2 separate regions of the Homo sapiens genome follow, and region 1 is linked to region 2. Evidence: chromatin loops called from intact Hi-C (ENCODE). Cell type or tissue: heart left ventricle. All regions are shown on one strand. Region 1 holds the start of LOC105374441 (a long non-coding RNA gene). Region 2 overlaps GABRA2 (gamma-aminobutyric acid type A receptor subunit alpha2).

Region 1 (8,000 bases), 1.3 Mb before region 2:
TTGTTAAGTAATTCTGGATTCATCATCTTAATAAAATGTTGGGACAGATGTCTACTAAAACCTAATGAAAATTAGTGAGACTAGCTTCTGGAGAGAACCAAATGCTTGTTATTTTACCTCAGTCTGCTACCGTGATCTTGGAGTGAAATTATCAAGAACAAAGGAGGGAGTATATATTTAAATATAACAAGTCTTTTAAATAATGTATTTTCTTTTCTGTACTTTTTATTTCTAAATAAATGAAATAATTTATATGCTAAATAGCCAACTTGGTAATTTGTCATATAGACATAGTCAAAGTGAAATGATTCACAATTCTCATCCCTAACTCTACACTTGAGAATTTTCTCTGTAAAATAGAAGGTAATGTTCAGTTTGATAAAAATTTCTTTTGGCAATGATAATATTATTAATTATCTTGAATATATTTTTGTGTATTTTTATGGAATCAATAGTTTTTCATATGCACATATTTAATGAAAAGTACAAATTTGCTTTAGAATGAAAGTCAGAATTAATACAGAATGATATTATTTAACTATTTTCACTTAACACATTTCAGAAGTTTATTTTGTTGTGGTAGCCAAGGTGTGGAGCATTAAGGAACTTAGGCATCTCTTTATAAACTACCTGAAAGACAGTCCCCTTTTGCCTTTCCCTAACAACTTATCTTTGGTGTGTTCTTAGAAGAATCATATAGTAAAAATCATAGGGCCAAGCTGTCCTTTACTTTAGTTACCTGAGTCTTCTATGTTCATCACTATTGTAAAAGTTGAATTTCTTCTGAATCTAGTAATAAAACAAAGTGAAGTGAAGCCAAAAATTCTATAGAAGAAAACATAATCTTTCACCTCCTTTATTTTTTCTTGTTAACATTACCAAAGTTTTATTATGTGAACCACACTGCATGTTTTACTATGTGAACTGCACTGTACTTCATTTTGTGGCCAGTGAAAAATTAAGATGTTAGGTCATGAGCAGTCACAGCAATATATATGGAATTGTGGGGGTTCATTCAGAAGTCCAATGAAAAAGTCAATGTAAGAAGAAAAAAAAATTATACTACCATGAGTAACTACTGCTTTTTGAGTATCTGCTGTGTGCTCAGCACCATGCTTAATGCTTTACATACAACATCTCAATTAATCCTCACCACAACACATTTCAATGTATTAGTAAAGAAAAGCGATGATCTGTCACCTACAAAAACAATCGAACCATACATTTAAATGATTTATTTAACTATATTTACAACAGTTATTGAGTACCTGTAGGTATCAAATGCCAGAGCTAGAAGAATAATCTGTCTGGTTCCCTGGTTCTTGAAAAGACATGGCTCTAAAGAAAAACAAAGAAAGTTATCAATTGAACTGAGACAGATGTATATTGGAATAAACAAAAAACAAAAGCAGATCTGTACAAAACTGATAAATGCTTTCCTTAACTCCCAACCTTCACTTTGCCCATGGTATCACTCCACATTGGCTCCCAGTCTCACACCTGACTCACCCATTTTCTCCCTAATGCAGACCTTTTCTCAGATAACTCCGTCTTCCTGTTTCCCTCTTCATGGCATCTTCATCAAGCATGTCTGCTTCATGTTGTATTCTATTAGAGCACTTCTATCAATCATTAGCTGTGACAGTGAATTAATTGGGTAAATGAATCCTTACTTTGGTGTTAATAAGAAACAATAGCTTATAAGATATTCCTCCCAGGTATATGTACCATTGTCACCGAACTCCTTTTGCAGTAAAGTGTCAAAGTATTTTCAGGAACTGAGGAAAGTTGATAGAAGGGCAATTTGGGGACAGCATTTAAAAAGGCATTTAGTTCCATTCAGAGGACACACACTGGTAGATTTGTTCATTTAGCAAATATTCTTTCCTTCATTCAGCAAGTATCCCCCCTCCCATATGCCATGCCTGTTGTAGGTGCTGGACATACCATAGTGAATAGGACAGCATAGTCCTCATACAGCCCCCACCTAAGTCTGTTAGGTATCACATGCTCTTCTAGGGGCTGCAAAGTCCTTGGAGGTGAATAAGATAATAGACTCTACATTTGAGTCTGCAGACTCAGAAGCCTCAGGTAGGATAATCTGGTGATGCTTTCTCATCTATATATATTCATAGAATTGCTTGTATATGGGATGAAGACTGACCTGTACTTGCCCTTTCACAGAGTTTGCTGAAGACTGCTGAAGGTGAACATCCAATAATGCTTTAAGAAATATTCCTCTGGCCACTGTGTTGGGAATTTAAACCAGGGTTCACAAACACAAATACATATATATGGGCCTAATAGACCAAAAGAAAAAGAATCAGTGCTATCAATTGGGTATAAGACAAGGTGGATTTTGGGGAACTATGTTGAGTCAAAAAATATGTTACTTAAAGGAATTCAAATATAAAATGCAAAAACACATGACCATCCAATTAAAGCACTGATGAAGACCCCAGAACTTGATGTGTATGTCATTAAATTTTTATCTTTGATTAGCAGAATTGACTAATCAAAAACTGAATATATTTAACAAATCCATAAATTATATTTATATGTATGGCTCCATTGGGATGGTACCTATAAGTTATCTTAAGTAATATTATATTAATCTGTTCAAAACAGTTATTTTACACCTACTATGTCCTGGGACAGTTCTAGGTGCTTGAGATACATTGGTAGCAAGTTAGATGAAAATTTCTTTGTGGCGTTTTTGTTCTGGCATGAGTAAATAACAGAAATGATTTTTTAAAGTACCATGGAAAAGCCAACGCTAATTAGAAGATGCTTGAGGTGGCTGCAGTTTTTAATAGGAGATAAGGAGAATATGTTGAAAAGGTGGAATTGAGCCTTTGTTTTTTTTAATAATTCATGAGGGAGTCGGCCATGCAGATAGTTGGGAAGTGCAGTCCCGACTGAGGGAAGAGTGAGGGGGAGGGTAATCTGGAATCATGTGAGGCCTATTCAAGTGACAGCAAGGAGGCCATTGTCACTGGAGTGAAGTGAATGAGAGGTAGAGCAAGGCTAACAACCTTCTAAACCATTTTAAGGATTTTAACTTTTCTCTAAGTGAAATGGAAATTGTTGTGTAGTTTTGTTAAATTATGTTTTACAAAATGTACTCCAGCTTCTATGTTGAGGGTGAACAAAGGTGGAAATATGGAGACAAGGTGGAAGGCTATTTCACTAATCCAAGCAAAAGACAATAGCATATAAGATATTTCTCCCACACAGCATGTAACGTTCCACTGAACTCTTCTGACAATAAAATATCAAAGTATTTATAGGAGCTACATCATGCTCAGATCAAGGTGGTAGTTATGATTATAATTGTTGAGAAATTTGAGAAGCTGTTAGCTTCTAGGGTATTAGATGACAGCAACAGTGAGTTATCGGATGACATGTAATTAGAAGCTCTGGTATTAATAGGAAAGAGGAAGCAAAAATGTCTAAAAGCAGGAATAAGGACTTAGTCTCTTTTACTTTCATACCTACTAGGCTGTGTTTGTAGGGGGAGGGAACCATTGCTCCATGAGAGAGTTGTAGGAAAGCATAGTTCTCAAGTAATAACTAGATTTTAATTTCGGCAGGAAAATAAAGAAAACACTGGTAGAAGCGCTTGAGAATGAATTGAGAGGATTTTTGTTGATGATGAGCCATGTATCTCAGAGGGTACAATGGATGCTTTTAGAAATTGAGTGAGGGTTGAAGGATACAGAATAGGCCAGTGAGTATATAAATTATCTTCCAAGCAGAGTGTTTTTGCAAATGTAGAAGGATATTACTGATGTAAATGCCAGGACAGTAAGCATAAGTCGGAACTATTTCAGCCCCACCTGGACTCATGATAGCCCCAACTGCCTTATGAGAATTAGAGTGTGAGAGATGAGGGGTGCTTTGGAATTGGGGGCTTCTTGAAGAGATAGTCTTGAAAAGGGATAAACAGCCTAATGAGATTAGTCTTGCTGGATTCAAGGCAGATAGTAGCAGCAGAGTTGGAATATAGAGAGGGAAGTCACTATATTTGAGCTGAGACTTGAGTGATGAGCAGAAACAGCCTTATTTCAATCTGAAGAAAGAGAGAAAGTCTTCCAAGTAGAAGGAACATCAGTGACAATGGCTTGAAATCTTTGAGGAAAATAAAGGCTAGCGTGGCTGGGGTATCGTGAACAAGGGGGATTCGACAGCTCAAGTAGACAATGGCTGGAGGTAGTGTCTTTTGAGCTAAGCCTCTATCCAAGTTATGAACTTTCATCTAAACCCAGAATCTTTTGACAGTAAAAGATTAACTTTTAGTTAAAAAACTAAACTTTTAGTAAAAAAACTTTTACTAAAAAACTAACTAAACTAACTTTTAGTTACTTTTTTACTAAACTAACTTTTAGTAAAAAAATAACTTCGTTATTGAGTATGCTGTGACAGAAGGTAGAAACCTGGCTAGTCTCAGGCATGCAGGGATGTATGGTCATTTGAGTTTTAAAGCAGGTGAGAATTTGCTGTAGTTGGACTATCTTATTCATATTGTCCACCTGGTGGCACTATAGGACAAGACAGGATTTTTTTCTTTTCTTTTTCTTTTTACCTTTTTTTTTTTTGCCTATCTGACCTGATATTGACATTTTCAGGAAGTCTGGTATATGTGTTTCCAAAACCTTCTGCAATTTGTTAATTGTATTCATGGAATGCATCCATGCATTTTTTATTCTGTAGGTTATTTGTAGAAACCATAAAAAACAAAAACACCCTCCCTAATGGAAAGTGTTTTATTCAAAATAGATATAATCATTTCTCAAAATGCTAGTCATACTTCCCTAAAGGAAAATCTTGCTGCTTTATAACAAGATTCTAAACAAGGTGTATAAATTTAAAATCAATTATGTGCTAAGAGCTGACTTGATTCTTTGAGTTGTTGCTGAGTCACCTTAACAGCAAAATTAGGCCTCTCTGGGAGTCAAGACTTCTAATACATTTTTAGCCACGTCTTAGGAATTTAATATCAGGTTTTCCTTAAATGTTAGTATCTAGACTCTGTTACTGGTAGTGAGATGATCCAGCCTGGGAATCAGAGCCACCGAAGGCCTTTTGAAGGGAAGTGCAGACAGGTCAATTGTCACAAGGAAGTCCAGGGATGGCCAGGCAGACAGGTGGCTCTTTTGGCAGATTAGTGGAACATGGAAGGAGAAGCATTTGGCAACAAGTAATAGATAAAGCTCCAGGAAATCTGTCTATGTCTGGGAGGCTTGGTAGTAGAGAAGGGTCTTAATCACACGAACAAGGGTTTAGTCTTTGGATAAAGAACAGCTATTTTTAAATGCATCTCCCCAACTAGTATACTTGGGGTGAGGGTTATGGAAATAGTGACCAATTCCCTCTGTCTCTGGGACATGCTCAGGATGGCCATTATGGAGTTGGATGCAGATTCTGAACAGACGGATGGAGGCTAGGACCAGACAAATGCTGACAGACCATTACACTATGGCAATAATAACTTCTGCTTAAATAGCTATGGGCTTTGCTGTGGCACATTAACCTCCAAAACCACCAGGACTCCCTTCCGTAGCACAACGATAAGCAGAATTCATTCTATTCTCAGGTACCGTATTTTATTGGACCCAAACAATAGATGGGTTCCTGAGGGTTCAACCAGGACACTTAACTGACAGTGGAAGAGGGACTGTAGAGCTCAGAAAATGGGATTCCTAAACATGTAGAGCTGAACACACCTAGAGCCACCCAAACCAAGTTTTTACTCCTTTAAATTGTCTGTCATTTTATTCAGCTAAGAGAAAAATAAAATGCTTTTCTGTAACATATTTGATATTATCACATAATAGAAATCCCTGCGAAAACCTGGCAAAATGTTAACAAACATAAATGTGGCTTTAGTGAAACTTAGCCTTATTGCTGGATTTCCCCTTGGCTTACGTTTTTCTCTTGGCACTGTGCAGGTAGGCATAAAAATGTGCACAGCTGTGTTAAACATTGTTATTAAGAGCAAATCTTTCCTTAATCTTTAACTAGGAACAATACACTCCCTTTCCAGAAACTCAGTAGTTAATTTTATCTTTCATTTACTGCCTAAGACTTTTGTCATTGTGATGACTGTAATTATTATTAGCTACAAAAATAATCAGGGTACTTAAAAATACAAAAGATATTTCAGGGAGAAAGAGAGGATAAAAATAGTATGTCGCAAAGGAATTATAGGATATGAATTTCAATGTAGCTCCTATGGACTGAGAGATGTTTGTACAGTCTGTTCTATTTCCACTTTCAGGTAAAAAGTAATTCTGGTGGTACAAATTCATCTTTAGTGTGACTTTTTTTTTTTAACAAAAGGTATTTGAGTCTTTGAGGATTGACTTCAGCTTTATCTGTGATGAAAGCCTGTTATAAATTACACCAAAAGTTTTAGAGAATATTCATTCCAGATAGTTAATGTGCCCATTTATTAAAATCACACAGTGCTTTCTTCTAGGAAGATCAATTCTCCTTTCATGCCATAAAGAGTATGATGACTAAATGGGGGAGAAGACACACTGAGTGTTAAACGAGCAAAATAAATGTAGAAAAGCACAGAACAATGGAAAGAATTTTTAAAAAGTACCTTTTAAGAGGTACTAGAGAGTATCTTTTAGTTTTCTTCTCATATTTGAAAAGTTGTACTCTGTGTAATAGTGAAGGAGGTAATGTGTGTTAGATTATTGCAGTTGAAAGCTGTTCACTTTTTAACCAACAATCCTGTTAGGGATAATAATCGCATGTTGCACAGTGATAACTTTCAATGCTGAGAAAAATAACTATGTCAAGAAGAGTGGTCAGTTTGCCTTATTGCTTCCCCTTAATGCCAATGCATCTTTGTGATAACAATGCTAATAGTCGATGTGCCTCTTTAAAGAAAAGCCTAAAGCTGGATACATATAAAATAAGCTGAATTGCATGATGCAAACTTGGAAATTCAATGGCCATTTCATATTGGCTCCTTCTTTTGTCAGCTCTGAATTTTACAAATTACTAGCTACATCTCTCTGAATTGCTTTCTGTGGCATTTAAAATGTAGATAATGTGGGTGCTTGTGAAAATTTTATTTTCTTAACAGCTGGCACAAGAATTAACTTAAAAAGACACATTTTTTTGTTTAGAACAGTGGTTGCCCACTGGTTTTCCCAGGCCTTATGTAGCCCACAGACATATTTACTTTGACATGAATCATATATTAAAATAAACCAATATTTTAAACTTAGGAGATTTTACATACATTTTGGATTCCCAGATTCTCTCATAAGACCAGATCAGTGTGCTCACATGTCAAACACTTTTTTTTTTGTAGCTAAATAACAGCTGTCCCTTTTAGGCCGGCATGCCCTTTTCAGTTTGCCATGGTCCAGATCAGTTCCTGTTATCTTCCTCACACTAAAGCAGGATGTCAGTTGTCATATTTCAATAGATTTGCATTGCTTTTTTCTGACATTCAGTTTACTTTAGTAATTCATAGTGTCCTGTCTTCTTGGTAATTATATGAATTTCCCTCTTTTTCACCTTCTATTTTAGAAGAGTGTCTTTATAAAAGATAATAGATATCTTGAGGGCAGAAGCCAAAACAAATATATATATATATATTTATTTATTTGAGAGATAAAACAAAGAATTTGATTTTTGCTTCTAGGAAGGAAGGGAGAGAAGAAAAGGAAGGGGGTGGAAAGGAAGGGGAGAGAGAATTTTAAAATATTTTGTAGAAGTAGAAGCACAATGTGGGGTGGGTTGGTCCAAGAAACTTTCCTAATGTTAGAGGCCACTAGTCATTTCAGCTGGAGAGTCATCTAACCATCAGTTTCCAGTTTGTTAGCCCCTAGCAGATGGCAGGATAGTTCACTGAGTGCCTTCCACTGAAGCATAAAGCTAGAAACCAGAGAAAATGTCAATAATGTCAGTGCCCCCAAACTTCAGACAAAGTACGGAGGCCTTTTGTCTTATACATGATTTAGAACGGTGTTTTG
Region 2 (8,000 bases):
GGCAAGAAAATAACTTTACTGCTTCAGATTCTTCATGAGTAAAAATAAGAATAAGAAGGCAGTCTAGTCATAAGGATGCTATAAAGATTATGTGAGAGAGCATATGTAAAACACTTAGCACAGTGCCTGACACATACAGCTCAACAGATGCTACGGAGTGGTTTTAATGGAAGTATTAGTACTACAAGAACTCCTAAAGGATTTCAGGCAAGAACACTTTAAAAGAAATTGATATGATTCAAATTCATATATATATGGATGTCTTTAATGTCAGTTTTTAGAAACATATCTGTTACAAGCGGAATTCATTAGGGTATTTTCTTAATAATGATAACACGGAAGCTCTCACTTACCTTGTCATTTACTACACTCTTCCCATCCCAAGCCCATCCTCTTTTGGTGAAGTAATTAACAGTTGCAAATTCAATTAGGGCAGAGAACACAAATGCATAACAAACAGCAATAAACCAGTCCATGGCAGTTGCATAAGCCACTTTGGGGAGAGAATTCCGAGCACTGATGCTTAGAGTTGTCATTGTTAGGACAGTTGTTACTCCTGCAAAAGAAAAGATAGGAATCGAAAACATCAATAGGTACTAGCAGGACAGCATGGGAAGTAGCTTTTCTTTCTCCCTCCAGCCCCCAAAGCTTTTACTACTCTTATCCACTAAATAATAATAAATAAATGAATAAATACTGGAATTTATATTAAAGTGTAAAGTTAATTATCTTAAATGGTTATGATATTTCGTGATGTAATGACTCTCAAAATACTTTCGGTTTCCATTTTTTGTTCTGTATAAAAATCAACTTCCTTCTTCTTAAGTACTGTTGAAGTTAAAAAGACTAGGGATACCGAAGTAGAATTACCTACAAGGAAAAGCAGGCACTTTAAATGGTCCCATTGACAATTAATATATATTTTTGAAATCTTATAAAATCCTCACATTAATTTGTTCATCATTTATTTGAATCATGTTAAGCAATGGACCAATAACCCACAGAAGTAATCATGAAGGAACCGTGATTTAAACATACTTCAAGAGGCTGGGCATGGTGGCTCACGCCTGTAATCCCAGCACTTTCGGAAGCCGAAGTGGGTGGATCACAAGGTCAGGAGTTCAAGACCAGCCTGGCCAAGATGGTGAAACCCCATCTCTATTAAAAATACAAAAATTAGCCCAGCGTGGTGGCAGGTGCCTGTAATCCCATCTACTTGGGAGGCTGAGGCAGGGAGTTGCTTAAACCCAGGAGACAGAGGTTGCAGTGAACCGAGATCACGATGCTACACTCCAGCCTGGGCGACAGAGCAAAAGTCCGTTGAAAGAAAGAACGAAAGAAAGAAAGAGAGAGAGAAAGAAAGAAGAAAGAAAGAAAGAAAGAAAGAGAGAGAGAGAGAGAGAGAGGGAGGGAGGGAGGGAGAGAGAGAAAGAAAGAAAGATATGTTGCTTTCCTCTGAGACTTTTGTACAAAAGAATAGAATATAAGACAAATACACACGTACATATATACATATACATATACATGTATGTACATATATGTGTATATACATACAATATAGGAAATGAAAATAACAAATCAGCAGCAACTGTAAAGGTAATACAAAAAAAGTTGCTTTTTAAAAGCAGTATTATCATCAAAATGTTAGTAAAACTTTAAAAAATTGATACTCTCCTGGTATTGAGGAAGATATGGGGCATTACAAATTTGTGTCATACCTAAGAAACTGTTGTCTAATCCAAGGTCATGAAGAATTAGCCCTATTTTTCTTATCAGTTTTAGAGTTTTATGTCTTACCAGTGAGTCTTTGGTCCATTTTGAGTTCATTTTTGTGTGTGGTGTAAGGTAGATGTTCACATTCATTCTTTTGCACCTAGATCGCCCATTGTCCCAGCACCATGTGTGAAAAAAGACTTTTGTTTCCCCATTAAATTATCTTGGACACTTCGTTGAGAATCAATTGACCATAGATATATGGGATATCTCTGTACTCCAAATTTTATACCCTTGATATACATATCTATCCTTAGTCAAGTTTTACACTGTTTTGATGACTATAGCTTTAAATTAACTTTTGAAATCAAGAAGCTTGAGTCCCTTCTTATTCTTATTCATCAGTCTTAGTTTTCTTCAAGATTGTTTTGGCTAATCAGGATCCCTTACATTTCTGTATGTTGTTATGGTTTTGTTATGGTCATTTTGTTCATCTTTGCAAAAAAGGTAATTGGAATTTTAATAGGCATTTCATTGAATCTGCACATGATATTTGGTAGTAATGCCATTTTAATGATACTAAGTCTTTCAATCTTTGAACACAGGATATATTTCCATTAGATCAATTCTCTCTCTCTCTCTCTCTCTCTCTCTCTCTCTCTCTATTTCTCTATAATAAACATTTCCATTTATTTAGGGCTTCTTTAATTTCATACAGCAACATTCTATAGTTTTCAGTGTATAAGTCTTTCATCTCCTTCATTAAATGTATTTATAGATATTGTATGTGTTTGGATGCTAATGTAAATGGAATGGTTTTCTTAACATTCTGTTGAGACTGTTCATTGCTTATGTACAAAAACACAACTGATTTTTTTCTACGTTGATTTTGTACCCTGAAACTTTGTTGAATTTGTTTAATAGCTGTAACAATTATGATGTGGTTCGTTAAGGGTCTTCTATAAATAAGATCATGCAAATAGGGAGAGTTTTACTTCTTCCTTTCCAATCTGTATATTTTTATTTGTTTTTCTTACCTAATTGCCCTAGCTAGAACCTGTAGTATAACGTTGAATAGAATTGGTGAGAGCAGACATCTGTGTCTTATTTCTGATGTTAGGGAGAAACTTTAATCCTTCACCTATAGGTATGATTGTTTGCATTTTTTTTCACTTTCCATAAATATGTTGTATTATATTGATTTGATTTTTGTATGCTGACCCAACCTTGCATTTCTGGGATAAATCCCACTTTGTCATGCTATGTAATCCTTTTAAAATGTGGCTGATTTTAGTTTGCTAGTATTTTATTGAGGGCATCTGCATCTATATCTATAAGGAATATGGATCTGTAGGTTTTTTATTGTGATTCCTTTCTCTAGTTTGGTATTGGTATCTTGGTAATACGGCCTTATAAAGTGAGTCAGGAAATGTTTCCTTCTCATCTATTTTCTGGAAGATTTTGAGAAAGATTGTTGTTAATTCTTTGTATGTTTGGTGGAACTCACCAGAGAAGCCATTTGACCTTGATATTTTCTTAATTGGAAGATTTTGTTTACTAAACTCACAGTTTTATTTGTTAAAGGTTTACTCAGAATCTTGAGTCTATTTTGGTCATGTGTAGTAGTTTCTAGGAATTGTTATAGTTAATCTAGATCATCTAAATTTTTGGCATACAATTGTTCCCAGAATTACTTTATACATATATATATATATATGTATAAAGAGAGAGAGAGATAGAGAGAGAGAGAGAGAGAGAGATTGAGAGAGTCAGTCTTGCTTGACATTTCACCCAGGCTGAAATGCAGTAGTGTGATCTTAGCTCACTGCAACCTGCACCTCCTGGGTTCAAACAATTCTTGTGCCTCAGCACCCTGAGTAGCTGGGATTACAGGAGCACGCTACCATGCCCAACTAGTTTTCGTATTTTTAGTAGAGACAGGGTTTTGTCGTATTGGCCTGGCTGGTCTCAAACTCCTGGCCTCAAATGAGTGATCCACCTGCCTCAGCCTCTCAAAGTGCTGTGATTACAGGCATGAGCCACCGCGCCTTGCCACTTTATATATGTATCTGTGTGTGTGTGTGTGTGTGTGTGTACACAATATATATATAATATATTGTGTATATATATAATATATTGTGTATATATATATAATATATTGTGTATATATATAATATATATATAATATATTGTGTATATATTATATATATATATATATGTTTTCTCTATGGTCAGAAGTGATGTCCCATCTTCTTTCCTGATTTTAGTAATTTGATTTTTTTCTCTTTTTTTCTTGGTCATTGTGGCTAAAAGTAAGTCAATGTTATTGATCTGTTCAAGAACCAACTTATGGCTGTGTGGTAATTTTTTCTATTTGTTATTTCTGTTCTCTCTACAATTTATCTCTACTCTAACACTTATTTTTCTTCCTCTTGCTTTGGGTTTAGTTTGTGCTATTCTACTTTTCAAGGAAGATGGTTAAGTTATTGATTTGAGAATTTTTTTTCTCTTTTTAACATAAGTGGTTAGAGATACAAATTTCTCTTTAAGAACAAGCTTTTGTATTTTCCATAACATACGTTATTTTTTGTTTCCATTCATCTTATTTTCTAAAACCTCTTGTGATCTCTTCTTTGATTTCATGGTTATTTAGAAATGTCTTGTTTAATGTTTACATATGCAAATTTTCCAAATTGTCTTTTTTATTGATTTCTAATTCTACTCTATTGTGGTGTAAGAACATACTTTGTAATAATTCAATCTTCGAATTTATTGAGACTTGTTTAATGGCCTAATGCATTATCTTCCTAGAGAATGCTCCATGCCCAGTTGAGAAATATGTGCATTCTGCTTTTTATGACCAGAGTATGTTAGGTCTAGTTGGCGTATTCTCTATTCAAGTCTTCTACATTTTGCTGATCTTCTGTCTAGTTATATTCATTTTTAATGTTTTAAAATTAATATTTCAATATTTTAATATTTTATATTAATAAGATAGTAAACAAATTATTATATTTAATTTTTAATATTTAAAATAAATATAAAATAAATTTATAAATTTAAATATAAATATAAAATAAATTTTATATTTACTTTTTAATATTTTATTTTAGTTTTGATGAGTAATTCTTGGTTGAGTATTTTTCTTTTCAAATATCTTCCCATGGCCTCTGGTCTCCATGGTTTTTGATGATTTTTTAGGTGCTAATCATGTTGAGGATCCCTTTTATATGAGGTGTTACTTTGCTTGTAACATTTGGTTGTTTCGAGATTCTCTATTGGCCTTTGGCATTCCACAGTTTTATTATGATATATCCAGTTGTGATTTCTTAGCGTTTACTTTATTTCTAGTTCATTGAGCTTCTTGGATGTGCTGATAGATGGTTTTCATCAAGTTTGAAAGGTTTTAGCCACCATGTCTTCAAATATTCTCTTTTTTTTTTTTTTTTTTTTTGAGATGGAGTCTCAGTCTGTCACCCAGGCTAGAGGGCAGTGACATGGTCTCAGCTTACTGCAACCTTTGCCTCCCAGGTTCAAGCAATTCTCCTGCCTCAGCCTCCCGAGTAGTTGGGATTACAGGCATGCACCACCACGTCCAGCTTATTTATTTTTATTTTTAGTAGAGACGGGGTTTCACCATGTTATCCAGGCTGGTCCTGAACTCCTGACCTCAGATGATCCACCATCCTCGGCCTCCCAAAGTGCTGGGATTACAGGTGTGAGCCACCGTGCATGGTCCAAATATTCTTTTTTCACCTTTCTCTTTCTACTCTTGTTCTGTGACTACAGTATATTCATGTGTTGATATGCTTGATGATGTACAACAGGTCTCACAGACTTTGATTAATTTTCCTCATTGTTTTTTCTTTCTGTTCCTCATATTCAACAATCTTAATTGGCTTATCATTGAGGTAACTGATTTTTCTTTTTGGACTGTTTGAATCTGCTGGTAAGCCCCTCTAGTGAATTTTTTATTTCAGTTATGATAATTTGAACTACAGAATTTCTAATTGTTTCAATTTTTAAATAATTTATATCATTTTATTGGTAAAGTGTTTGAAACATCATTATTATATTTTCCTTTAGTTCTTTCGACAGGGTCTCCTTTAGCTCTTTTATCATAGTTAGCACAGTTAAAGTCTTTGTGTGGTCAGTAAAACGTCTGGGCTTCCTCAGGTAGAATTTCTAATGATTTTTTTTTCCTGAAAATGGGTTATAGCTTCTCTTTATTTTGGATGTCTCATATTCTTTTTTGAAAATTGGACATTAGGAATACTGTAATGTGGCAAATCTGGAAATCAGATTCTGACCATTCTCTGGGGTTTGTTGTTATTGTTGAAGTACTTATTGTTTGTTTATTAGCTTTTCTTAACTAATTCTATGAAGTCTGTATTATTTTTAGTTAGGGGTTACTGAAGACTCTGTTTTAATAGCTTAGGGGGTCATCTAATGAATGGACAGAATATGTAATCATTAGCTATTTTTATTCTTCCTACTTTTGTTTTTATAACAGAATGACGATCCCTCAGCTAAAAGTCTCAGATTTAATATTCTCCAAAATCTGAAATGTTTCAAGTGCCAAGATGTCATTGTAGATTTCAGATTTTTCAGATTATGGATGCTGTTTCAGATTTTTCAGATTATGGATGCTGAACCAGTATGTATTCTACAAACGTTCCAAAATCCAAAAATATTCAAAAGACTTCTTGTCCCAAGCATTTTGGATAAGGGATAGTCGACCTGTACTACCATTCTAAAAAATGTATCTTGCTGATATGACAGAAAACAACAACAACAACAATAACAAAATCCTAGAATAAAAGATAAAGAAAAAGGTATATGACATTAGTTCGGGTAATGATTTTTTAGGTTTGACTGTGAAAACATAGGCAACAAAAACAAAGATAAATGAGTGAGATTACATCAAGATAAAAAGTTTTCATATATTTAAAAAATTAACAGAGTGATAAAAATATGTGAATTGGTAGAAAAAATTTGCAAGTCACACATCTGAAAGGTGCTTCATTTACAAAATATATAAAAACTCAAACACCTCTATAGAAATAAAACAAGTAATTGAATTGAGAAACAGGCAAGGGACTTCAAAAGATATTCCTCAAGGGAAGACGTTAATAGTTGACAGATACATGAAAAAAATGGCCAACATCACTAAACATTGGAGGATATCAATTAAAACCATAATGAATATCACTTCATATATTTTAGAATGGCTGTTATCAAAGGAACAAAAGAGAACATGTGTTGGCAAGGATGTATATTGCACATTCTTGGTTGGAATGTGAATTATGTGAATTAGCATAACTCTTATGGAAAACAGTATGGGAGTTTTTCAAAAAACAGAAAATAAAATTACCATATGATCCAGCAATCCCACTTCTGGGAATTTACCCCAAAGACTTGAGATCACTATAGTGAAGAGATATCTGCACTTCCATGTTCATTACAACACTACTTATAATAGCCAACTTATGGGATCAACCTAAGTATCTACCAAAGGATGAATTAAGAAAGAAAATGTGGTATATATGTACAATGGAAAAGTATTAGTCCTCAAAAAAAGAAGAAATTCTGTCATTTGAGGCAACATGAATAAAATTGGAGAATATTATGCTGAGTTAAATAAGTCAAACACAGAAAGACAAAAACAGCAATGTTCTCACTTATAGGTAAAATCTAAAGCAATTGAACTCATAGAAGCAGTGAGAAGAATGGTAGTCACTAGAGGCTGTGAGGTCAGATAAATGAAATGGGAAGATGATAACCAAAGGGTACCAAGCCTCAGATAGGAAGAATAATTTTGATGTTTTTTTGAGAACAGTTGCAGAGTATGGTAAATATAGCTAATAATTAAGTTCTGTAACTTCTATTTCACTAAGAGAGTATTTCTAATATTCTCATTACAAAATGTTAAATATTAGAGGTGACAGATATATTAATTAGCTGACTTTAATCTTCCCACATGTATTAAAAATCATAACATCATTTTGTAATCTATATGTATATATACAGTTATGTGTCAATAGAGAATAAAAAAGAAAGTATAGAGATAAGTGATATACAAGACTCCTCTTTGAACACTGCTTTTAAAAGCCAGAGTGGCAAATTGGCCTATTAACTGATATAGAAATAGTTTGAAAAGTTGTTGAATACCTACATGATAAATACCATGACAATATCACAAAGGATAAAGTAGTGCTATATATTCACTACAAATATTCTGCATTAAAAGTTTCATAATTCAATTTGAATGAAAATACACCCAGCTG

Evidence for each region. Peaks named below come from ENCODE experiments on the same cell type or tissue, not always from the same donor. Only the 100,000 strongest peaks of a DNase experiment are listed, where the experiment ranks them.
Region 1: a loop joins it to region 2, with 5 times the contacts of the local background. A loop is called at or near these places in 29 of 110 quality-filtered maps.

What each region holds. Positions count from the first base shown.
Region 1 is chr4:44,923,032-44,931,031 of GRCh38, forward strand. It overlaps LOC105374441 (a long non-coding RNA gene), which reads right to left and starts at 1,556. Exons shown (of 4, transcript XR_925279.3): 1 at 1,510-1,556; 2 at 1,269-1,338. In heart left ventricle, a CTCF peak has its summit at 4,539 (motif pointing right); no DNase peak of the experiment used is centred here.
Region 2 is chr4:46,261,573-46,269,572 of GRCh38, forward strand. GABRA2 (gamma-aminobutyric acid type A receptor subunit alpha2) reads right to left here. Exons shown (of 10, transcript NM_000807.4): 9 at 354-556. Among named protein-coding and RNA genes, the nearest start is that of GABRA2, 120 kb to the right of the region's middle. In heart left ventricle, no CTCF peak of the experiment used is centred here; no DNase peak of the experiment used is centred here.